Linked DNA regions of Homo sapiens: regions 2 and 3 are each linked to region 1. A link is a loop called in an ENCODE intact Hi-C map of the cell type or tissue named here. Cell type or tissue: MCF 10A. All regions are shown on one strand.

Region 1 (8,000 bases):
ATTTTAGAGGGAGAAACTGACAATAAGTACATTCATAAATAATTTCAGTGTTAAGAGTGGAGAGGAAATACAACAGAGTGATAGGGCAGAGACCTTGGGAGGTGAAGGCAGCCTCAGACCTGCAGGCCAAAGAGGTCTTCTTTGAGGGGATGACACCTGAGGATCAGGAGCCAGCCCTGCACCAATGGGCAGGCGTGGGAGGGGTAGTTTCCTTTAGTTTCCCCTGTCCTTGCCGTCCTCAGGGACCCCCAAGGGCGTTGACTTCACAGCTGTTCGTGATCTGCTGCTGTCGGTGGAGGGGGTAGAAGCCCTGCACAGCCTGCATATCTGGGCACTGACGGTGGCCCAGCCTGTTCTGTCTGTCCACATCGCCATTGGTGAGTGCTTGGGACACTCAGGGTGGGGTGGGAGACAGGCAGCCAAAGGCCTAGTGCCATCCCCAACGGGTCCAGGTGACCCCAGATGCTCACAGTGCCCATGCATCAAGCCCAGCCTCATGCTGAGTACTTGATACGCATTATTCCATCTGATCAGCACAATCTCATTTATCCATGAAGAAACTGAGGCTGGGGTTGGGTGGTAAAGTTACTTGCCCAGGCTTTTACAGCTAGTATATGGCAGTAGGTGGCAGATTCCTGGCCTTAAGGCCAGTGCTTTACCAGCTCTTTCAGGCATGAGCCAGGTCTGGGCTGGGAGGCTACCTGGCAGAGGAATGGAATCTGGGGGCTTCTCCATGTTCATGGTCCCCCATCCTGTTCTGCTGGGGATGGGGTATGAGATTTGGGCTCCTGATGGTTCCAAAGGGCCAGAGTAAATGGCTTCCCCCGCTGTGTCCTCTCGGCCCCCAGCTCAGAATACAGACGCCCAGGCTGTGCTGAAGACAGCCAGCAGCCGCCTCCAAGGGAAGTTCCACTTCCACACCGTGACCATCCAGATCGAGGACTACTCGGAGGACATGAAGGACTGTCAGGCATGCCAGGGCCCCTCAGACTGACTGCTCAGCCAGGCACCAACTGGGGCATGAACAGGACCTGCAGGTGGCTGGACTGAGTGTCCCCCAGGCCCAGCCAGGACTTTGCCTACCCCAGCTGTGTTGTAAACCAGGTCCCCCTCCTGACCTCTGCCCCACTCCAGGAATGGAGCTCTTCCCAGCCTCCCATCTGACTACAGCCAGGGTGGGGACTCAGCGGGTATAAAGCTAGTGTGACCCTGCTCTTCCAGCTCCTGGGCCAGCTCTGGAAGGGCTGTATTTGGGCCTAATCCTCAGCAAATGTTCTACCACTCGCAGGGGCAAAGGTGGTGAGCCACGGGACGTCCAAGGGGAGGCTGGCCCCAGCGCGCCCATACTGCCTGCCTCATGCCCCATTCTCAGCCTGGCTGGCCTTTGCCTTTATGAATCTGAGCCCCTCCATCTGCCTATAGCAATAGGCACGGGGGTGAGGACCCTCACACTCTCATTTGAGCCTCCCTGAGGCAGGGAGCCAGGAGGCACCTGAGGCCTATCTGTGCCTTAGTCACTTCAGCTATGAGCCAAATGTTCCCTTTCCTGGAGGGGAGAGGCTTCTTACTAGGTAAGAGACAGGTTTCCTCTTTCCTTATTTCCTCAGCTGTGCCAACACAAAAAACAACTTTGGCACAGGTGGTGGGCAGGGGGTAGAGAGATTTCAGCTTGGGTTCTGCACTAACAGCCTCCAAGCCCCCTGGCACTTCTGTTGCCCTGAGAGTGTCCCAGGGGATTCAGAGTCTCCAGAAAGATATGGCTGGGCCAACTCTGTTGCCTACCTGGCCTGACCCAGTCGGAGCCTGACATGGTGGAGGGAAAGGGAGACAAGTGGGGCTGCACTCGGTCCAGAGGCCAGCTAGGAGGGAAACCGCAGCTTCCTGGGGCTTGTGTGTGAAGATTCCTGACTTAGGGGTGGCTTTTGTTTACAAGATGCAAGAGGGGAAACCTGTCCCCGACTCATCGAGACAACATGCCCAGTTATCAGGGAGTCCTGTGTCACAAGGTCTGTCTCTGCCATTGTAAGCAAGTGCCTTGGGCGAGCTGGCCTCTGCCCCACAGTCTCATCTGTACACCGACAGGGTTGATGCCTCCCTCACAGGGTTGAGAACAAGAGCCAGTTGGCCAAGTACCTGTGGTTGTTGAAGATTGGTTACTTTTACCATCCTGGGGACAGGGAACTCTGTGGCCCGAGGCTGCCTCACTGAGGAGTCAGGTGGGCTTCCCAGCCTCCCCAGGGGCAGTGCTGAGTTTGTCTTGACTGTTCTGGCCCAAGGTGGGAGGAGGTGGGTTTGGTCACTTGCCTCCCACTTTAAATCTCTGTCTTTCCATCTGTGAAATGACCTCTTTGTGCCTTCCCAGCACTGTCATCCTGATCGCCTGTGTTCTAGGTAGGTGGGTCCTTCAGCCCCTCCAGGTCTGTGAAAAGTCTGTGGAAAGCACTGGCCTGGAGAGGGGTGGGGGGTTGCTGGTGGGTGCTCCATTCCACCACAATCTCAGGGGACTCAACCTCCCCTACCCAACTCCCCACCCCCACCCAAGCCATGGCAGGCCCCAGGAACTTGATCCTGGGCTTTGCCGTATGCCAAGTCCTTACACCCCTCTCAAGAGACAGTCATTGGCTGGGCACGGTGGCTCATGCCTGCAATCCCAGCACCTTGGGAGGCTGAGGCAGGCAGATGACTTGAGGCCAGGAGTTCGAGACCAGCCTGGCCAATATGGCGAAACCTCATTTCTACTAAAAATACAAAAACTAGCCAGGCGTGGTGGCTTGTGCCTGTAATCCCAGCTACTCGGGAGGCTGAGGCAGGAGAATCGCTTGAACCGGGGAGGCAGAGGTTGCAGTGAGCTGAGATCACACCACTGCACTCCAGCCTGGGTGACAGAGCGAGACTCCAGCTTAAAAAAAAAAAAAAAAAAAAAAAAAGGAGACCATCACTGCTGTCCTGCATTCTTACAGATGAAAAAACAGGCTCAGAGGTTGAATCGTTTTCCTGAAGTCAGACAGCCAGTGCAGGCAGGTCTGGGATTTCTGCCTCATTTCGGTAGACCTTCCTCTACAGCAGGGTCTGGGGGCCTGTCGGTCTGCGCTGCCTGTTGGTACAATACAAACCCCTGGGACCAGCAGTGCCCGGCCCATGGGTGAGGACATGCCAAGGCAGTTCAGTGTCCTGGGTGTCACAGCTGTGATTGGAAAGGTGCCTCTTTCACCTGGCTGGGCCTGGCATCCAGCGCCCTCCCCACCCTGGGAAGGCTGCCTGGGCCCCAGCTGTATGCTTTCCCACCCACCCTCAGTTCTTGACTCCGGGCCGGACTGCCTCTCCCCCACCTCTTTAATTTCCAGTCCGCCCTGTACCTCAAGCATCTCACAGCACCACGCCTCCCAAGGGTAACCCACTCTGCCACTCAGCTGTGACTGGCTCTAGGGAGGACCTGAGTCATCCAGGGGCCCGCCGAGGTCAAGCTGGGGGGTGGGGGTGGAAGGCCTTGGAGAGGCCTAAGGGGACAGTATGTTCCTGCCAGTGAGACAGTCACGGGAGTTTCCAGAGCTGCCAGGCCATCAAAGCAGGAAAACACCTGACACCCTGGACCTGGGCTGGACCCACCACCCTCACCCTCTGGAGTCGCACGCGCTCCCAGGCGAGCCCTGAGCCCTGAGCCCCTCCCTCGAGCAGCTGCTGTAAGGGTATTTATAGCCTGGAGCGTGAGGGGGCAAGGACACGCGCTTTATTTCGGAAGTGATAATTCCAGCTCCAGGTGGGTGAACCCCGGAGGACCTAGTGTCCCCCCCCAACTCCATTCTCACCTATACCGCTCGGGACAGTCCCTGCTCGCGCCCAGCCCACCTAGAAACAGTCCCTTCTTGCTGAGTTCCAAGTGTGCAGGCGAAAGAGATGGGGCTGTTCTTCAGATTTCTCTTCCCAGCTTTCAGCCCCCGAGCTGCCCACAGCGCTCACCCTCCACATCCCGGCCGCCCTCTGGACATGCGGGTGAAGAGTGCGGCGCGACGCTGACCTCTAGTGGTCGGCCTTGGTAGTGCAGGGCAGACGGCCGAGGCTGAGCCGCGGGCCGTGCGGGGACAGGCCACTTGTTCCCATCCCGCTTTCCTCGCCCCACTCCTCGTTTACCCGCACCCCTCTGCTCCTTGGTTGAGGCTCAAGGATTGAGCCTGACAACCCAGGCGTCTTTGGGTAGTTGCCTTCCCGGGACTAGGAACCCTAGGAATGGGTGGCGGGGTGGGGCGGGGACAGTTCTGTCTCTCCGCTCACCCTGTCCCGCCGCCGCCCTCATAGGGCCAGGCACGCAGTTAATGTCTGCCATCCATCTATTCGTCAAATATTTGCGGCACACCTGCCTAGCCAGAGAGAAAAGGACACGACACGACCCGCCCCCCGGGGCTCGCAAGCCAGTCCTGGGGCCTGACCGTGCGGGAACCGCGGCAAACACTGGACTGCGAAAGCGCAAAGGAGACCGAACCCATTGGGGGCGGAGGGGGAGGAGGGCCAGGCAAGTCCCTGGAGGAGACAATGCTCTGAAAGACGAGCAGAAGTTAGCTGGGTGGAGAAGCGGAGAGCGGCGCTCCGGTCGCGGGGCTCAGCCTCCGCAGAGGCTCCGCGGCTGAGGGCGAGCAGGAGAAGGTAAGGCCACGCCCCCCTGTTGTGATTGGCCAACCGGGGTCCGACGTGTGGGCCCGCTGGCTGACATGATAGGTTCTCCGGTGTCCCAAGAGCGGAGCCCGCCGGCAGGCGCCGGGCCCCCTGGGAGCTGGGCTGCGACCTCTGCTGGGGTCTCCGCGGGTCGCCCCCCTAGGGCTTCTCCAGGCTGCGGTACTTCTTGCGCTGCACGGACACCGGGTCCTTAAACAGCACCGGGTCCAGACGCAGACGAGAGGACAGCAAGGGCATGTGGCCGAACGCTGCCGCTATCTGGTTGATGCAGTCGGGGGCTGGGGCAGGCGGCTTTGGCCTGGGCCCCGGGCCCCCAGGCGCCTAAGAGGGAAAGAAGCAATGCATTAACGGGCTTCTCTGCCCTTCCGAACTCCCCACGCCCGTGCAGCAAGAAAGACTGGAATTAGACAGTGAGAGGGAATCCTCTCCGGCATCCCCGCCCAATCCCTGCCAGTTCCGACCAATCCCCCTCAGCCCTCACCAGTGGAGCAGCCTCCTGGCGCTGCTTGCCATAGGGCACCTTGATAGGGGGCAGCTTGGTGACTGCTGCTACTATGAAATTCATCAGGACGTCCACACAGGTGGGTGCCTCATCTGCCAGGGTCCTCAGAGCCTTGGGCAGGGAGTGGGTGAAGAGAGTGTGGTAATACCTGGGCAAGAGGAAAAGACAGGGAGAGGCTGCAGCCAAATCCATCCCCAGGCCCCATTCTCCTCCCTCCTGACCTCACCTCTCCCTTTGACCCCCATCCCCAAGCCTCTGAGCCCTGGCTGCCTCAGAGAGCTCCCATCCCTGGCGTGAACAGCTCTCCATTGTGCTGTGCCCCGTGGCTTATCTGCAGTTAGTGGTGTGTTCCCTGCCCTCTCCCTCACAGCTCCTTGGGCCCCCCATCCTTGGGCTCTGAGCGCTGAACTCAGAGCCAGAATTAGATGGGTTTGGATCAGCTGGTTTCAAAGCCATCAAACATGGAAGCCCAAAGAACAGTTGTGGATGAACCAGGCTGATACCGCTCCGGGTGAGCTCACTTCACACGGCCCTCAGACAGGCCAGCCTCATCTCGCAGACATTAGGTAATTCTTCACTCTACTGAGAATTCCCTGCAGAGCTCCTGAGTAATCTATAAGAGGTTCCACGTTATGCATATTTGATTTAAACATGTTTAAGGAACCCCTCTAAAGAGGTCTTACAGAATTCAGTCTCTGCCCTAAGACCGGAGCACTTCAGGCAGCTTCTGGAAGGTCTGGGATGTTCCCCAACTCATAACATCCACATTCATAAAGCATCAGGACTATTTTCTTGTCACCCCACCACCAGCAAACCCACACACTGCCCTTACTCACTGCATGGCTCTACTTCAAATAACAATAGCTACCATTTGTGGAACCTCTGTGCCAGGGACTTCATTTAATGTTCACACCAGCCCTGGGAGGTGAATCCATCCCATTTTACAGATGAGAAAACAAACTCTAGAGAAGTGAGGAGATTTGCCCAGGATCCCACAGCTGGGAAGTGGCAGATCTCGGCCTTGAACCTGGATCCCTGGGGTCTAGGCCACTCTGCTCCGTTCGGGGTGGGGGTGGGGTCTCTGGTCCTCTGATACTCTGATCCCTGTGCAGGGTAGGGGTCTGTACCTATGGTAGAAGGCGGCTGTGGTGAGAACCATGGAGAATTCGTTGGTCCTCTCAGCAGTGTAGCCCCAGCCACCATGGGCCTCGTCCCAGAAATGGCTCGACGTCAGGAAGCCCACCATCCGCTCTGGGAAGCTCTGCCACACCAGAAAGGCAAAGTCCACCTGGGGAGGGACTCAAGTGAGCTGTGAGGAAGGACCTCCTAAATGCCTAGAACATCCAGGGAAATGGAGGCAGGGGCAGCCTGGCTGAGGGGCCCGGGCAGGACTCAGGGGAGAGGGCGCGGGAGCCAAGACTTGGAATTGGCTGGAAGTGTGGCATGAAAGCTTCCAGGGGCCACAAAAACAATTTCTCAAAAGAGTCCATGGAAAGCCTCAACGAGACTCCTAAAGAGGAGGCTGCCTGGCTTGCTGGGGTGGTTTCAAATGCAAGAGGCTGGACCTCATGACCTGGGGTCCCCTCAACCCTGGGAACCTGAGGGGCTGCCAGGGCCCTCTGGCTCTGTGTCTACCCACACTGGGCTTCTCTTGGGCCCAGCCCTCACCTCACTTGTGGAAAGACTGCTGCGGGCATCGAGGCTGAGGATGGCATCTGTTCTGATGGTGCTATATGGGTAGAAGCGATCACTAACCTGCAGGGAGTGGGGGAGGGGAACTCAGCCATTGGAACATTCCCCCCACCCCCATCCAATAAGTAGGAGCCATTCAGGCACAGTGTAGACGCCTGAGCCATGAATAAAGCCTCCCTTCAGGCACAGTGTAGACGCCTGGGCCTCAAATATGGCAAGCCTGTGCAGAGCTCGTTTTGGGACCTGGGCAACTCATTTGACCTCTTTGGATCTCAGTTTCCCCTTTGGTCAAATGGGGCAGTTGGTCTCTAGGGGCCCTTCCACTTTTGACATCTTGGAATTCCTCCATTGTCATATTGTCACATCAACTCTGGGAGGAGTTGTCAAACTTCCCTCATTTGAAAGAAACAGATCTAGAGAGACGAAGGGACTTGCCCACAACCATGCGGCAGGCAGGTGGTTCACACCAACCACGGTTCCCAGAAGCCTCCCCTTCCTGGCCCCGTGTGCTGCCCTTGGTCCGTATTTTCTCAAGAACCTGGGTTTCTCCTCTGTTCCTCTTCTGAGATGTCAGCGCTCTCCTCTGTCTTTCCCCATCATGTAAGCCCCAGTGCTCTGGAAGCACAGCTCACAGGGACCAGGGAGGGAAAAGAATCATTACTATTAGCCCTGTGGCTGAAACCTACTGTGTCATTCTTCAGGCCCAACTGCGGCTCAGGCCCAAGTATTCATAAAACACCCCATGGGTGCCCTCCCCCAGCTCCCAGCATGGGCCCACCCCTTTCATGGCTCTCCTCATCCCTTACCTTCCTGTGCCCATCAATGACTGTCAAGGGCACAGCTGTCTCCGGCCACCTGGATGGGAGTGGCCTCTCATTGCTCCAGAGAACCAAGATCTAGAGGATAGGGGGTTGTTCTTGAAGTCTGGGATCTGGGGCAGAAGGCGGGTTGCGAGGGGCAGGAGTGATCTTTCTCAAGGTGGAAGAAGTTTGAGAAGTCAGCTTTGTAAACTGCACATGGGAGAAGGGTTAGTTGGATCCATGGTCCTTTCACCGCTGCTCTGTCCTTGCCTCTGGGCTTGTAGAAGGCAGGGATTCTGGTGACATGAGGGTAGTGACCTGTGGCTTCAGAACTCAAG
Region 2 (8,000 bases), 360 kb before region 1:
AGATCAGCTTGCAAACTTCCAGCAACAGGGAACTTACTGCTGTGAATGCCTTGCCCATCCACAGATAGTTGGGATTGTTAGAAAGTTCTTTCTTCTGCCTGTGTGCAGTGGTTCACACCTGTAATCCCAGCACTTTGAGAGGCCGTGGCAGGAGGATCGCCTGAGGTCAGGAATTCGAGACCAGCCTGGGCAACATGGTGAAACCCCATCTCTACTAAAAATACAAATAAATAAATAAATAAATAAATAAATAAATAAAAATAAAAATAAATAAAAATAAAAATAAAATTAGCCAAACGTGGTGGCTCATGCCTGTAATCCCAGCTACTGGGGAGGCCGAGGAAGGAGAATTGCTTGAACCTGGGAGGCGGAGGTTGCAGTGAGCCAAGATCGTGCCACTGCCCTCCAGCCTGGGCAACAGAGCGAGACTCCACCTCAAAAAATAAATAAATAAAAATAAGAAGTTATTTCTTCCATTGAATTCAACCTAGTCTCTATAGCTTCTATCCACTGGGGTCCTTAGAACAAGTCCCCTTCCTCTTTTGCAAAGACTCTGGGGTCATGTTTTATGTTCAAACTCCAGTCCTCATCTTCTCTAGTTTTGTGACCTAAGGTTTTTAAAGGCTCAATGTCTCAATCTTGGTTAATTTTCCACTGTTTTTCTGGAAGTTAGCCCAAAGCCAGATTTACCCAGCTTGATCCTCAGTGATCCACAGCTCTTTTCTAGTGTCTGTGTACTACTTTGTACAGTGCTTTTCAGACCACAAAGTATTTTCCCATTCATTATATCACTAGACCCTGGAAAACAAGGCGGCCAGAAAAAGAGGGAGATTAGGTGGGCACATTGTTATCGCATTTTTGCAGAGGAGGCAGATCTCTGCCCCCAGTACCAGTCTTACTGCCAACTGTACTCCTTGTCCTTCCCCTTCTCACTTCTGTCACAATGCACGCTCTAGGGCCTCCAATAGCTTGATTCTCTTTCTCCTTAGGGTTTCTCCATGATTACCCCTCTGCCTGAAGCACCATTTCCCTTACTTTCACTTTGCTGATCACTATTAATTCTCTTTTATTTTTATTTTTGAGACGGAGTCTTGCTCTGTCTCCTGGGCTGGTGGGCAGTGGCGCGATCACAGCTCACTGCAGCATCTGCCTCCTGGGTTCAAGCAATCCTCCCACCTCAGCCACCCAAGTAGCTGGGATTACAGGCATGTGCCACCACACCTGGCTAATTTTTGTATTTTTAGTAGAGATGGGGTTTCACCATGTTTGCCAGGCTGGTCTCAAACTCTTGATGTTGTGATCCGCCTGCCTCGGCCTCCCAAAGTGCTGGGATTACAGGCATGAGCCACTGTGCCTGGCCCTATTCTCTGTTTTTTTAATTAAAAACATATTTTTATAAAGATGAGGTCTCCTTATGTTGCCCAGGTTGGCCTTGAACTGCTGGCCTCAACCAATCCTCCTCCCTCCCAAAGCACTGGGATTATAGGTGTGAGCCATGGCTCCCAGTCCCTTCCCCATTTTTTTTTTTTTTTTTCAGTTTTTTTTGAGATGGAGTCTAGCTCTGTTGCCCAGGCTGGAGTGTGGTGGTGTGATACCAGCTCACTGCAAACTCTGCCTCCTGGATTCAAGCAATTCTCCTGCCTCAGTCTCCCAAGTAGCTGGGATTACAGGCGCCTGCCACCATGACTGGCTAATTTTTGTATTTTTAGTAGACATGAGGTTTCACCATGTTGGTCAGGCTGGTCTCGAACTCCTGACCTCAGGTGATCCCCCCCCGCCTCGGCCTCCCAAAATTGCTGGGATTACAGGTGTGAGTCCCAGCCCCTGGCCCCCTTTCCCATTTTTTATAGTGCTCTACACATCTGTGACAGAGCATTTGTCCCACTGTATTATATATATTTGCTTATTTGTCTTTCTTTCCCACTGACCACTACAATGTAAACCCCATAAGCCAGGGACTATGTTTTGTTCATTGTGTCAGTATGCAGCACAAAGCTTGGGATAACGTAATTGCTTATTAAATGTTTGTTGAATTAATAAATGCATGACTTGCCCCAGTTTCCACAGTTAATAATGGCCAAAATTAGAATGCAGATTTTATTTCCAAGTCCAAGAATTTGTTTTTACCATCTCCCGAACCTAACCTAGTTCTTACTCCTAACCCCTGCTGTCAGGCCTGTCCCCTCTAATTCCTCAGAATCTTAGGTCACTTATCCGGAAAGGAACTTAGAGCTCATCTGATTCAATCCCTTCATTTATAGATAAGGGAACTAAGACTCATAGAAGGTAAATGCTTTGTCAAGGCTACACAGCAAAAATTGTTGCCATCCTTTCTTCCTGACAACCAGATTGGTGTTTTTTTTAATGGGATTCACCAAAGAGTTCATGGACTCCCAGGGCTTTGTCTTGGGGACGGGGGTAGTAGTAAATAAATAATTCCATCTAAGGCTCTCCTTTTATACTCCCTAGACACCCCAAAGGCTAGACACCCAAGAGTCTATTCTGAGACATCCCATCAGGCAGAAATTTCAAGCAAGACAGGATAGAGGGGTGTGGGAGTGTGTGTGTGTGTGTGTGTGTATAGGATCATGGGGCACTAAGGATGCAGACGTGAAAACTGGGCTGCAGCACAGCCCCTCTGTTGTGGGGTCCCTCGAGTCTCCCACCATGGCAACACCACTCCCTCTGCCCCTGAAGCTGACCTTTGGGGCCAGAGATCAATAACTTGGACTTTGGCTTCAGTCCCCTTTGGCCCCCCAGTGACCATAGGCTGCCCAGAAGAGCTAGTGGGACTCAGAGTCATTAAGTAACTGTCACTCTTCCCCAGCCCCATTTTGGGGCATGGCTGGGGGAGGGGCCAGGGATGGGAACTATATGGAGAGTCACAGGTGTGGTCTGGTTCTTCCCATCCTCACTGGAAGAGAAGTGACCTCTATCTCTCTTTGACCCCCACCCACTTCTTTTTACCCTCGGCCAAGAGGCTTCCTCCTGCCCTCTCTACTCCTCCATGTCCTTAGCACTGAGCCCTGACTCCCCTCACAGAACCCCCGTGCTCCTCACCATGTTCCTCTTAGTCCAATCTTTTATGAACCCCCTCCTCCCATTGTGCTCACACTTTATATAAACTGGAGGTATTTTACCCTTTTGTCAGCCAAGACAGTAGTCAGAGGCCGGGTGCGGTGGCTCACTCCTATAATTCCAGCACTTTGGGAGGCGGAGGCAGGTGGATCACCAGAGGTCAGGAGTTCGAGACCAGTCTGGCTACCATGGTGAAACCCCATCTCTACTAAAAATACAAAAAATTTGCCAGGCTTGGTGGCAGGCACCTGTAATCCCAGCTATTTGGGAGACTGAGGCAGGAGAATCACTTGAGCCCGGGAGGTGGAGGTGGCAGTGAGCCAAGATTGCCCCATTGCACTCTAGCCTTGGCAACAAGAGCAAGACTACATCTCAAAAAAAAAAAAAAAAAAAGACAGTAGTCAGGAATTTCTCATTCACCTTTTTCTAAATACCTCATCCCAGGTATCTTCTCACCAACTATTCTCCTCCAGAGAAATCCACTGTTCTGCCATACTTTTAGCGGGATCCTGTTTCAGAAACACACTCACCTACCCCACCACCACCCCACCAACTTTCCTTGCTCTTCACCCACCAGTCCTCGTCCACCTCCACCCCAGTGTCCCAGCCAATCACTACTGATTGATTGATTTGGGAGGAGGGGGAAAGAGGATCGATGGAGGACTCTGGGCCTATTCTTATTCAAAGCAAAAGGTTTAAGAGGGGGTGGATATTCATTGTGGAGAGGATGCAGAAATCGCTGTGGCGCTCCACAGCCTTGCTGATGTGGTCTGCAGCGTGGGGGAGGGTGGGTCAGGCCACTGGGGGTGGGGACGGATGCTCTGAAGGCTGGGAGGACAGTGGTGTGGGGGCTGATAGAGGTAAGAAGAAGGCATGCATCAGCAGTCTGGGCATAAGGTGAGGTTCCCCAACTCTGCCCCTCAGGGAGGAAATTTATGACCGAGAGTCATTCTTCCCAGCTCAGAGAGGATGCCCTGGGTACTCTCAATGTCCAGCAGGGGACACCCTTACCCCACATGACCCCTTTCCTCATCCACCATCACTAAGTTCCGTTGTTCATTCATTCATTCATACATTGAAACGTTGTTTGAGTGCCACTATGTGCCAGACACCATGCCACAGACTGGAAAAATACAGGCATGAACAAGATAGATACACAGACAAATGAGGTTCCAGGCCTTGTGGCACCAGCAGGGCAGGATTACAGTGAACAAATAGTTATAGTGATTTAATTTAAGGGAAAGGAGATCAGAAAAAAGCTTTCCTCAGAAACTGATTTTGAAACAGAGACTTAACAGATGCCTAAATCTTGACCAAAGAAAATGTGAAAAAGAGGTAAAGGGGGGGCGTTTGTATGTGTGTGCATGTGTTGAGAGTGTGTTTCAGGCAGAGGGAACAATTTATACAGACCTTGAAGCAGAGAAGATCAAGGTTCCTTTAGAGGGATGAACAGAGAAACCTGTGCACAGCTGGATTCAGCTTTGGTTGGAGGTTTAACCCTTTAAATTGTAGAATGCATGCATGTGGACACACACACAGACACACACACACACGTGCACACACACAGCCGGGGCCTCCATTTCCCAAGGCGCAATTTTCCTGGTAATCACTTTTTTTTTTTTAAAGAGAAGGCAAGGACAGAGAGCCAGCAGACCTCTGAGGCCTTTCCAAAGTAATCAAACTCAAAACCTGTCTTCCAGGAATGAGTGGAACAGAGGTAGATTTAGCTTAAGCTTCAGGGCTTCTCCTTGGGAGGAGTTAAGTAATGTGTGCAAATGATTTTTTTTTTTTTTTGAGGTGGAGTCTGACTCTGTCATCCAGGCTGGAGTGCAGTGGCACGATCTCGGCTCACTGCAACCTCCATCTCCCGGGTTCACGCCATTATCCTACATCGGCCTCCCGAGTAGCTGGGACTATAGGCGCCCACCACCATGCCCGGCTGATTTTTTGTATTTTTAGTAGAGATGGGGTTTGACCATGTTAGCCAGGATGGTCTCGATCTCCTGACCTGGTAATCTGCCCGCCTCAGCCTCCCAAAGTGCTGGGATTACATGCGTGAGCCACCGTACCCGGCCTTTTTTTTTTTTTTTTTTTTTGATATGGAGTTTCGCTCTTCTGCCCAGGCTGGAGTGAAGTGGCAAAATCTCAGCTCACTGCAACCTCCGTACCCCAGGTTCAAGTGATTCTCCTGCCTCAGCCTCCCAAGTAGCTGGGATTATAGGTGCCTGCTACCACGACCGGCTAATTTTTGTATTTTTAGTAGAGACAGGGTTTCACCATGTTGGCCAGGCTGGTCTTGAACTCTTGATCTTAAATGATCCGTCTGCATTAGCCTCCCAAAGTACTGGGATTACAGGCATGAGCCACCATGCCCGGTCAATCTAATATTAATAGAAGGCACAGAGCCCACCCTGTGGGGGCCTCCTCATCTCAAGGTGAGACCAGGACTCAACCAGGGGAACCCCTGGTCAGATGGGAAAGACACAGAACCTGCTCTCTGAGAATCTGATCCCCTGACCTTCTCAATACTAACCTTGGCTGGGAGTGGTGGTACGTACCTGCAGCCCCAGCTATGCAGGAGGCTGAGGTGGGAGGATTGCTTGAGCCTGGGAGGTTGAGGTTGCAGTATGCTGTGATTGCATCACTGTACTCCAACCTGGATGACAGAGCAAGACCCTGTCTCAAAACAAAACAAAACAAAACAAAACAAAACAAAAATCACTAACCCTGCCCCTTCCTCCTCATTCTGCTCCTAGATGCCCCTCCAAAACTGGCTGGCCCTTCAGGCCCTGAGGCTGTCCTCCTCTGTGCAGGAGGCCTTGTACCAGGCTATGTTTCTTCAAAGCCCCTCCTTCCCTCAGCCTGTGGGGGTTTCCTGGAAACAGAGTGGTGGTGGTGAGAGTCTGCTTCAAAGTAGCCACCAGTCTGCCCCTCAGAGGTTACTTTGGAAGGTGATACCTTCCCCTTACCCACCACCCTCTCAAAGCCTGACCCCTCACTGGCACACAGAGCTGCTGTGACGGCTAGCTCGAGGGAAACCGCAAAACCAGAGGCTGAGCCCCCCAACTGCTCAGGGAACGCCAGGGGTAGAGGGTGGTGGGGAACAAGGTCCCTGCTTGGCAAACCCAAGTGGGCACAAGGTAAGTGTGCAGGAGCAGGAGGCTCTGGTGTTACAAAAGCAGCCCCAGGCCCACAGAATCCTCTGCCCAAGAGTCTGTCTCTGAGGGGACATTGAACAGCACACAGGTGCCCCTCTTCCTTGCACTCATTTTAAGATGTGGAAACTAAGGAAGTGACTTGAAGACACTTCCAGAGCAAGCTAGTGACAGAATGAGGCTAGAATCCAGATCTCCCAGTTCTGTCCGGTATCTTCTTTCTGCAATCCCAAAGGTCCCTTCACGAGGAATCCAGGACTTTCCAAACCCATGGCCCAGTCATGGCACTGGACTGTAATGCATGACTGACTTGTCTCTTTCATCACAGCTCAGGGGCCCCTTGAGGGCAGGGACCCTGTTTCCCTCTCCTTTATATCCTTTGCCCCCAGCATGGGGTCCGGCCCCTGTTTGAGACTTAGGACACATTTGTTCACCACACAAATCGACAAAATGAATGGAGTGATTTCGGCTGTGAGCTTCTGGTTGTTGACTCATTCATTGCACATGTTTTGTCAGACAGCACCCATGTATGTGAGACTGTGTGGGGGTGTGGATGTGGGTAAATAAATGCTCAGGCTCTTTTTCTGCCCTGTAAGACGATATAATCTGGAAGGAAATGGCAGGAGAGGGGACAGGAGGGGAAAATAGCCATCTGTTGAATAGTAGTTAGGCCCTGAGTAAATTCGTTATGTGGGTGACCTCTCCAACAAGGTGGGTATTAGCAACCCTATTTCACAGGTGCAGAAAGAGGTTCATAGAGGCTCAATAGCCTGCCCAAGGTAGGCTGTGGCTGATGGGGCTTAGAAGTCATCCAGGCCTCATACCCTTCCCACTGTCATCATGACATAGAGTAGAATAGACCTGAGGAGGTGTCTGTCTGTACTGAGGGCTGGGGACCCTCAGAGGTAGGATAGCTTGCTGAATTGGGCTCTAAGAGGCTTTTACAGGGAGGAAGTTGCCCAGTGAACCTTAAAGATGAGGTCACTGATGAGATGGGGATTGGAGATCCTCTCCAAGGGTATGAAAACCCTGGGGCCCTGGGAGAGCGTCCTTGGAGTGCTCTGCAGCTGGCAGGTGGACAGGAGAGGGTGGATTCATGGTCCAGACTCTTTGCTAGATCACGTGCTTCTTTTTTTTTTCTTTGAGACAGAGTTTCACTCTTGTTGCCCAGGCTGGAGTGCAATCTCAGCTCACTGCAGCCTCCGCCTCCTGGGTTCAAGCGATCCTCCTGCCTCAGCCTCCTGAGTAGCTGGGATTACAGGCATGTGCCACCACGCTGGCTAATTTTTTGTGTTTTTAGTCGAGACGGTGTTTCACCATGTTGCCCAGGTTCGTCTTGAACTTCTGACCTCAGGTGATCCACCCGCCTCGGCCTCCCAAAGTGCTGGGATTACAGGCGTAAGCCACCATGCCCAGCTGTTGATCACGTGCTTCTTTAAGAAGCCTCTGGGCCCAGTTCCTCCTGCAGCCCTGTGGCACCAACCACACCTCTTGTTTTTGGTCAATGTCAGTCAAGTAAATGGATCTTTCTCTCCTGACTCCTTGGGTGAGCAATCAGGATTGGCAGATCTTGGCCCCATCCTAGCAAAGAAACTGCTGCCTTCCAATCCCTCCTTGTGGTACCCAAATTGCCCCAATTTTCTGGGGTGGTGGCCCATCCAATCCAGGGGGTTGCTCATTGAGATGCTTTCTCATTGAAAGGAGGATGCCAACTCTTTCCCCAAGCTGAAAGGAAAATGAATCATGGGCTAAAAGTAACAAGTCCAA
Region 3 (8,000 bases), 110 kb before region 1:
CTGTCTCTACAATTAAAAAAGAGAGAGAAAAAAAAATTTACATGGGGAGCTTGATAACAAGGCTAATGCCAGGCTCTCGTTCTCAGAGACCCTAAGTTAGTAGATCTGGGCTAGAGTCATGGAGGAAAGAAGAGAACACTGGATCAATCTGAATTTATTGGTATGAATGCTCTTATTAGAGATTCTAGATTTAATGGGTTACCTCTTGCAGCTGAAAGTAGCTCTAATAGTTTGCTTGTTTGGTCAACTGAGATTAGTACTCAACGTGACCTATATCAGTGAGGTTGAGACACCTGGCTAAATTCCTAAGGTCTCAAAAGACAAGAATATTGGAGAAAACTTAGATGAAAGTCTGTGGGCCAGGCACAGTGGCTCACGCCTGTAATCCCAGCACTTTGGGAGGTTGAGGTGGGTGGATCACCTGAGGTCGGGAGTTCCAGACCAGCCTGACCAACATGGTGAAACCCTGTCTCTACTAAAAATACAAAAAGTAGCTGGGCGTGGTGGCGCATGCCTGTAGTCCCAGCTACTCGAGAGGCTGAGGCAGGAAAATTGCTTGAACCTGGGGTGGTGGAGGTTGCAGTGAGCCAAGATCATGCGACTGCACTCCAGCCTGGGAGAGAGAATGACACTCCATCTCAAAAAAAAAAAGAAAGTGCATATACCCCAATCCCTCTGAGTGCCTATACACCGATCCCTCTGTGGATTCCCTGATCCCTCTGAGTGCATTCCCCGATCCTTCTGTGGATTCCCCGACCCCTCTGAGTGCATTCCCTGATCCCTCTGTGGATTCCCTGATCCCTCTGAGTGCATGTACCCCAATCCCTCTGTGGATTCCCTGAGAGGGCCCAGAGGATACGCTCTTCACCTAGGAGTTGAGAAAGCATTATTGACAGTAACATCTGCATCCTTGACAAATTTTATGGTGGATGTCCTTTGTTCTTGGGCATATTGGAAGAGGCCACCACTGAGATGGGCTCTCTGATCTCATTGGGGGTGATGGGGTCCCAGAGGGGCAGAAGCCAAGTGGCAGAGCTGAACTGCCAGAGTCAAGGGGCCTTCACTGTAACATGCAGTGGGATGGAGTGACAACCAGAACCCTGTGACTTGCAGGGATCTTTGACTGGAGTGTCCCTAGGAATGAAGTGGATGAGCAGTGTGTTAAATGTTATTGAGTTATAAAACAGAAAAGCCTCCATGTCATGGCCAGAGGCCTGACTTGAATTGTCATGAAGGAGCATCTCAGCCTCTCAGCTGATTTCCAGATCTCAGCCAGTCCACAGACCTGAAGCTCTGATTGAACAGGAGGCCAGGTCCCTTAAAGAAGGACCTCACAGCACTGCCACATGTACGTACTGTAAAACTTCCCCCAAGGAAGAAGGAAGGGGCAATTCAGACCATTTAGGAAGTACTAGATGTTGGCCTTAAAGTAATGCTAGTATCTGGAAACCCAAGATTCCCATGTCCAAAACTACGGAAAAACCTCGCTCTTTCACAAACCTGTTCTGCCACTGACTTCCTCATCTCATTCAAACCTTCCCTAACTCAGCACCTGTCCAATTGCTCAGGCCAGGGCTAACCTTTTGGCTAACCTTTGACCTGTCTCTCTCTCTTTCATTCCACATCTGATACATCAGCATCTGTAGGCTGTATCTTTGAAATCCATCCAGATTTAGAGCACTCTCTCCTGCTCCACTCCTTCTGCCCTGGTCCATGCCACCGTCCCCTCTTGCCTGGGACTGTAGTCGTCTCTATTATTTTATTTTTATTTGTTGAGATGGAGTCTCACTCTGTCACCTGGGCTGGAGTGCAGTGGTTCAATTTTGGCTCACTGCGACCTCCGCCTCCCAGTTCAAGTGATTCTCATGCCTCAGCCTCCTGAGTAGCTGGAACTACAGGCACCCACCACCACACCCAGCTAATATTTGTATTTTTAGTAGATGTGAGGTTTCATCGTGTTGGCCAGGCTGGTCTCGAACTTCTGACCTCAAGTGATCCACCTGCTTTGGGCCTCCCAAAGTGCTGGGATTACAGGCGTGAGCCACCGCACCCAGCTGTGGTAGTCTCTAGTAAGTCTCTCTCTTTCTAACCTCATCCTGCATAGAGTCTATTCTCAATGCCACTCTAGATCAATTCTTTAAAAATATATCAGTCATGTCACTTCTCTGCTCAAAACTCTGAAAAAGGTTCCCCATTTCACTCGAGATAAAGACAAATCCTTAGCAGCCTGCAGGCTTCCCGTGGCCACGCCCTGTGAGCTCCCTGCCCTCCCCGCCTGCCATCCTCCCTGTCCAGATGCACATGTCTTCCTTGTCTGTTCCTCTAACACAACAACCACGCTCCACCTGGGGGCCTGTGGACTCTGCTAGGAATGCTTTTCCTTCAGTTACGTGCTTTGCTGACTCCTTCCCCTCCTTTAAGACTTGTTTTTTTAAGAGAGTCTCGCTCTGTAGCCAGGCTGGAGTGCAGTGGCGCAATCTCGGCTCACTGCAACCTCCACCTCCCGGGTTCAAGTGATTCTCCTGCCTCAGCCTCCCAAGTAGCTGGGATTACAGGTGTGCACCACCACACCCAGCTAATTTTTGTATTTACCCAATGCCATGTTTACATGGTCTTTGTTCAGGCTGGCACGGTGGCTCATGCCTATAATCCCAGCACTCTGGGGGGCCGAGGTGGGAGGATCACTTGAGCCCAGGACCTTGAGAGCAGACTGGACAATGTAGCAAGACCCCATCTCTGTTTTAAGAAAATGAAGAAAAAAAGAAAACAAAAAGATAAAGGTCTTTGCTCAGCCGATGCTTTGGAGTGAGGATTGCCCATCAGTGTCCCACTTTGGGTCAAAAGGCCAGAACTTGGTACTCTCATCTCCCTCAATCACCAGAGGTGGTCTGCCCTGGGAAGAGCATGACCTTGGGGAAGGCGGATCTCAGCAGCTGAGGCAGACCCTGAGGGAGGTGATGGCCATAGGCAGTCAGCTGCCTACTCTCCCTGCAGATGGGCAGCAGGCCCTTCCTTGGATGAGTAAAAAGAAGTACAGGAGAAGAAAAAAGGAGAAGAAGAAAGATGTACAGGAAGAAAAAAGGAGTACAGGAACCAAGGGGTGGAAGGAAGAGTGACCCCACTTACTGTTACTCCAGTGGCCCAGAGGGAGACTTTGTACTTGCCAGCCCTGCAACTCTGGGCTCTGCAGGGTTAGAGGTCCTGGTCCTACAAGGGGGCACATTTTTCCCAAAAAGATATGTATTGAAGGGCTGAGCATGGTGGCTCATGCCTGTAATCCCAGCACTTTGGGAGGCCGAGGTGGGAGGATCACTTGAGGCCAGGAGTTCAAGACCAACCTGGCCAAGATAGTAAGACCCCCATCCCCCTACCCTCAAAAAAAAAGAAAGAAAAAGAAAAACAGATCTGCATTAAATTATAACCAGTGTCTACCTCCTGGGTGCTCTGAGCTGCTTGTGTCCAGGACTAGCCATCAAGAACAGGGGTCGCTGGGTACAGTGGCTCATGCCTGTAATCCCAGCATTTTGGGAGGGTGAGGTGGATGGATCACCTGAGTTCAGGAGTTCGAGACTAGCCTGGCCAACATGGTGAAACCTTGTCTCTACTAAAAATACAAAAATTAGTCGGGTGTGGTGGCGCGCGCCTGTGGTCCCAGCTACATGGGGGCTGAGGCATGAGAATCCAGGAGGCAGAGGTTGCAGTCAGCCGAGATCACACCACTACGCTCCAGCTTGGGCAACAGAGGGAGACTCCGTCTTAAAAAAAAAAAAAAAAAAAAGAAGCAGGGTCTTGGCACCCCTGTCTTGGCATTGGCACAGGTGTTTCACCCTGATTATAAATAGGAATAAGGCTGCTCTTATACAGTGGGGGCAAGAAGGATCCCTGTGGATCCAGGGTGATCTGCTCAGGTGCTTCTTGGTGTTCCTTTGTTCCACTATAACTGCAAATGGACAGGTCATGCAACTCTGGCCTGAGAAGGGCGTGATGACCAGGGGCTCAGGCTTCTTGGGGATGAAGGTCTGGATCCCACCACCACGTGAGCCACTGAGGCCAGCAGAAGTGGCAGCTGAGGGTGAGGGGAGTCTAGAACCAATGGAGGAGGAGGGAGATGAGGGCCATCACCTGCAGCCCCAGGACGGACTGCCGTGGTGGGGGCTGTAGTTCGTCCCACTGGCGTTCCTCCACTAAGTTCCCTCTTGGGAAGAGGGCCAGAGGAATTCTGAAGGGGCTGCGCCTTCAGTGTGTATGGGCGGGTTCTTGTAGACAGCAGCTTTCAATGGTGTCCACTGCTGCCCACTAGTAGGGGGTGCAGTTAGCAGATGGCCTGCCGCTGTCACCTCCTTCAGGGTCTGCCTCAGTGGCTGAGAGCCCACTCAGCCAAGCTCCCACCCTTCCTAGGGCAGCCTGTATCTGGTGATTGAAGGAGGTGGGGTGTAAAGGTCAGGCCATTCCAGTTTAATGCAGGACACGCAGATGGACAATAGTCACTCCAGACCTTCGAGCCTGGTCGGTTGAGCTAGAGAGGCCACGCTTGCCATTCCTAGTGATCTAAAAAGGATAGGTCACTGGGAGATGGGAGTCCAAGCCTTGGCTAGTGGTGCACTGTGGGGACCTATGGTAAATTGCTTACCGTTTAAAGACTGCCCCTAACGGAAGGACTCTGAGTTTAGGTGAGCTTGGCACCATGAGGCACAGGTCACAATAATTTTGTTTCCAAAATTATCCCACCCTACCCCAGAAGATCTGCAGAAAGCAAGACCATGGGATTGGGGAGATGTGAGACTCAGATTGAGGAACGGTTTCCCCAAGGACCTCTGGAAAGCTCGTCTGATTGAGTTTGAACAAGGGTTATCCACCAGAGGGCGGGCTTCACCCTCCAAGAAGCTTTCCTGATACCACTTCGCCCACGGGCTCTTCCTGAGCTTCACTAGCATAGGGGGCCGCCCCGCTGCCTGGTCTTGCTGCGCACACCTGGACATCCTCAGAGCTGCTGTTTCACCTGGGGACTGCTCAGATGGTTGCTTACCTTGACACTGCTGCTTGTAATACCAGTTAACTGATAAGAGCAGCGATTTCTGCGTTTATATTGTTCTCTGTAGTGTATGAAACATCTTCACATACATTATTCTCATTTGGTTTGCAAAGCAACTTGAAAAAATAATTTATTATTATGGCCACTTTTCAGAAGAGGTAACTAAGGCTCATAGAAGTCAAATGGCTTCACCAGTCACAGAGTATGTTCCTGCTGCTGCTATCACTGACATTTATTAAGCACTTGCTATGTGCCAAGGATGATGTTAAGGGTTCACTTATTTAATTCTACAGTAATAAAGACAGTGAAGTGTTGACAGGCAGTGTTAATTAAATGTGTGCCAGTTTAGAAATATTATCTCTTTCTCTGATGAATGGAACTTTTATCATTAGGTAGAAACTATCTCTAGTGATGCTTTTAGCTTCAATATAGCTATTTCATCCTCATTTTTTTTTGCCAAGTATTTCTTTTTCTAAACTTTGCCAATCTATGTCCTGATATTTTAGATTTGTCTTTGTAAACAGAACATATTAATAGTGGATTTTATTCTTTTATTTAGTCTGACATCCTTTATCTTTGGAGAATTTAGCCCACTTGTAGATATTGCTATATTTTTATTTATTTCACTCATTTGTAATGTACATTCTATTTGCTGTACTTTCCCTTTCTCTTAAAAAAAAAACTACTTTTTTTTTAAGATGGTGTCTCACTCTTGTTGCCCAAGCTGGAGTGTAGTGGCGTGATTTCGGCTCACTGCAACCTCTGACTCTTGGGTTCAAGCGATTCTCCTGCCTCAGCCTCCCAAGTAGCTGGGATTACAGGCATGTGCCACCATGCCCGGCTAATTTTTGTATTTTTAGTAGATACGGGGTTTCACCATGTTGGCCTGGCTGGTCTCAAACTCCTGACCTCAAGTGATCCTCCCACCTCGGCCTCCCAAAGTGCTGGGATTACAGGTGTGAGCCACCGTACCCAGCCTAAAAAACACTTTTTTAAACATTGATTTTTTTCCCCACTGTTAGTTTGGAGGTTATTGGTTCTAGGTCTGGTTTTTTTAATGGTTATCTCAACAATTCTAACCTAATGATGAGTCTGTTTACTGAGTTTTCCATTTCAGTTAGCATAATTTTTTCATTTTCAGAAATTGTATTTGGTTCTTTTGGAAATTTACTTGCTAACACATAGTATCAAGTCCTTTCTTTCTTTCTGTCCTTCTTTTCTTTTTTTTTTTAATGAGACAGGGTCTCACTTTGTCACGTAGGCTACAGTGCAGTGGTGTGATCTCGGCTCACTGCAGCCTCCACCTCTTGGGCCCAAGCTATCCTCCTGCCTCAGGTCCCCAAGTAGCTGAGACTACCGGTGGGTGCCATGATGCCCGGCTAATTTTTGTATGTGTTGTAGAGACGGAGTTTTGCCATGTTGCCCAGGCTGGTCTGGAACTCCAGAGCTCAAATGATCTGCCCGCCTCAACCGCCCAAGTGCTAGGATTACAGGTGTGAGCCACATGCCTGGCCTATTTCCTTAAACATATTAAGCAAGATTATCTTTTATTCTGTCTGATAATTTCAATATCTTTGAAGGTCTGTTTCCACCGCCTCCCAATCCTGCTTGTTCTTTCTCATGGTCCCTTATTATCTTGTGTTCAGTTATTTTTTGTCACTAGCTGCTCATGTTGTTTGGAAATCTGTGGGAATTATTTTAGACTTGTGTTGAAGTTGAGTTTCTTCAGAGACAATTTGAAATGATTTCTGTCAATAATGTGCTAGTACTACCAACTCATATCACTTTAAATTTTAAATTCTCTGAGGATTTTAGGATTACATAGTAATATGATTTGACTTGGGATTTCATGAGAGAGCTGGCTTGAAAGTTATGAACTCTTTGTTTCTTGGAAAGTTATGAAGTTTTTTTTTTTTTTTTTTTTTTGAGATGGAGTCTTGCTCTGTCACCCAGGCTGGAGTGCAGTGGTGTGAGCTCAGTTCACTGCAAACTCTGCCTCCCGAGTTCAAGCGATTCTCCTGCCTCAGCCTCCCAAGTAGCTGGGACTACAGGTGTGCACCATCACTCCCGGCTAATTTTTGTATTTTTGGTAGAGGTGGGGTTTCACCATGTTGGCCAGGCTGGTCTTGAACTCCTGAACTCAGGTGATCCGTCTGCCTCAGCCTCCCAAAGTGCTGGGATTATAGGCATGAGCCACTGCATCCAGCCAAAAGTTATGAATTCTTTTTTTTTTTTTTTTTTGAGACAGAGTCTAGCTTTGTCACCAGGCTGGAGTGCAGTGACACAATCTCAGCTCACCGCAACCTCCGCCTCCCGGGTTCAAGCGATTCTCTTGCCTCAGCCTCCCGAGTAGCTGGGATTACAGGCACATGCCACCACACCCAGCTAATTTTTGTTTTTTTTTCAGTAGTGACAGGGTTTCGCTATGTTACCCAGGATGGTCTTGATCTCCTGACTTCATGATCCGCCCGCCTCGGCCTCCCAAAGTACTGGGATTGCAGGCTTGAGACACCGCGCCTAGCCAAAAGCTATGAATTCTTAAAGGTGATTTTATTTTCTTCTCTTTCCAGGGCCAGAGTTGATATAGGAAGATTTCATTGGACCTCCCATCTGAGCGCTATGGTTTATTTATTTATTTATTTATTTATTTATTTTCTGAGACAAAGTCTGGCTCTATTGCCCAGGCTGGAGTGCAGTGGCATGATCTTAGCGCACTGCAACCTCTGCCTCCTGGGCTCAAACCATCCTCCCACCTCAGCCTCCTGGTGGACACACGCCATCACACCCAGCTAATTTTTTATAGTTTTTGGAGAGAAGGAGTTTCATCATGTTGCCCGGGCTGGTCTCCAACTTGTAAGCTCAAGCAATCTGCCTGCCTCAGCCTCCCAAAGTGCGGGGATTACAAGCGTGAGCCACCACGCCCAGCCGATTTATTTTACCTTAGCTCTTACACTGTAGTTATGACCCT

The links. Hi-C counts contacts between places; a loop is a spot of excess contacts. Peaks named below come from ENCODE experiments on the same cell type or tissue, not always from the same donor. Only the 100,000 strongest peaks of a DNase experiment are listed, where the experiment ranks them.
Region 2: a loop joins it to region 1, with 10 times the contacts of the local background. A loop is called at or near these places in 4 of 110 quality-filtered maps.
Region 3: it touches region 1 in a loop (17-fold over the local background); 92 of 110 quality-filtered maps call a loop at or near these places.

Annotation. Positions count from the first base shown.
Region 1 is chr1:26,032,154-26,040,153 of GRCh38, reverse strand. It overlaps EXTL1 (exostosin like glycosyltransferase 1), which reads right to left. Exons shown (of 11, transcript NM_004455.3): 7 at 7,669-7,758; 8 at 6,839-6,925; 9 at 6,298-6,458; 10 at 5,150-5,318; 11 at 3,690-4,989. The coding sequence ends at 4,807. It overlaps SLC30A2 (solute carrier family 30 member 2), which reads left to right. Exons shown (of 8, transcript NM_001004434.3): 7 at 243-377; 8 at 849-2,902. The coding sequence ends at 994. Among named protein-coding and RNA genes, the nearest start is that of SLC30A2, 10 kb to the left of the region's middle. RefSeq lists enhancers at 3,841-3,940, 4,221-4,360, 4,371-4,460, 4,471-4,540, 5,039-5,769 and silencers at 4,573-4,736, 4,681-4,980. In MCF 10A, a CTCF peak has its summit at 4,013 (motif pointing left); DNase peaks (open chromatin) are centred at 3,993 and 4,663.
Region 2 is chr1:26,387,745-26,395,744 of GRCh38, reverse strand. No RefSeq gene overlaps it. Among named protein-coding and RNA genes, the nearest start is that of ZNF683, 19 kb to the right of the region's middle. In MCF 10A, a CTCF peak has its summit at 4,084 (motif pointing right); a DNase peak (open chromatin) is centred at 4,084.
Region 3 is chr1:26,142,155-26,150,154 of GRCh38, reverse strand. No RefSeq gene overlaps it. Among named protein-coding and RNA genes, the nearest start is that of FAM110D, 13 kb to the left of the region's middle. In MCF 10A, a CTCF peak has its summit at 4,849 (motif pointing right); a DNase peak (open chromatin) is centred at 4,874.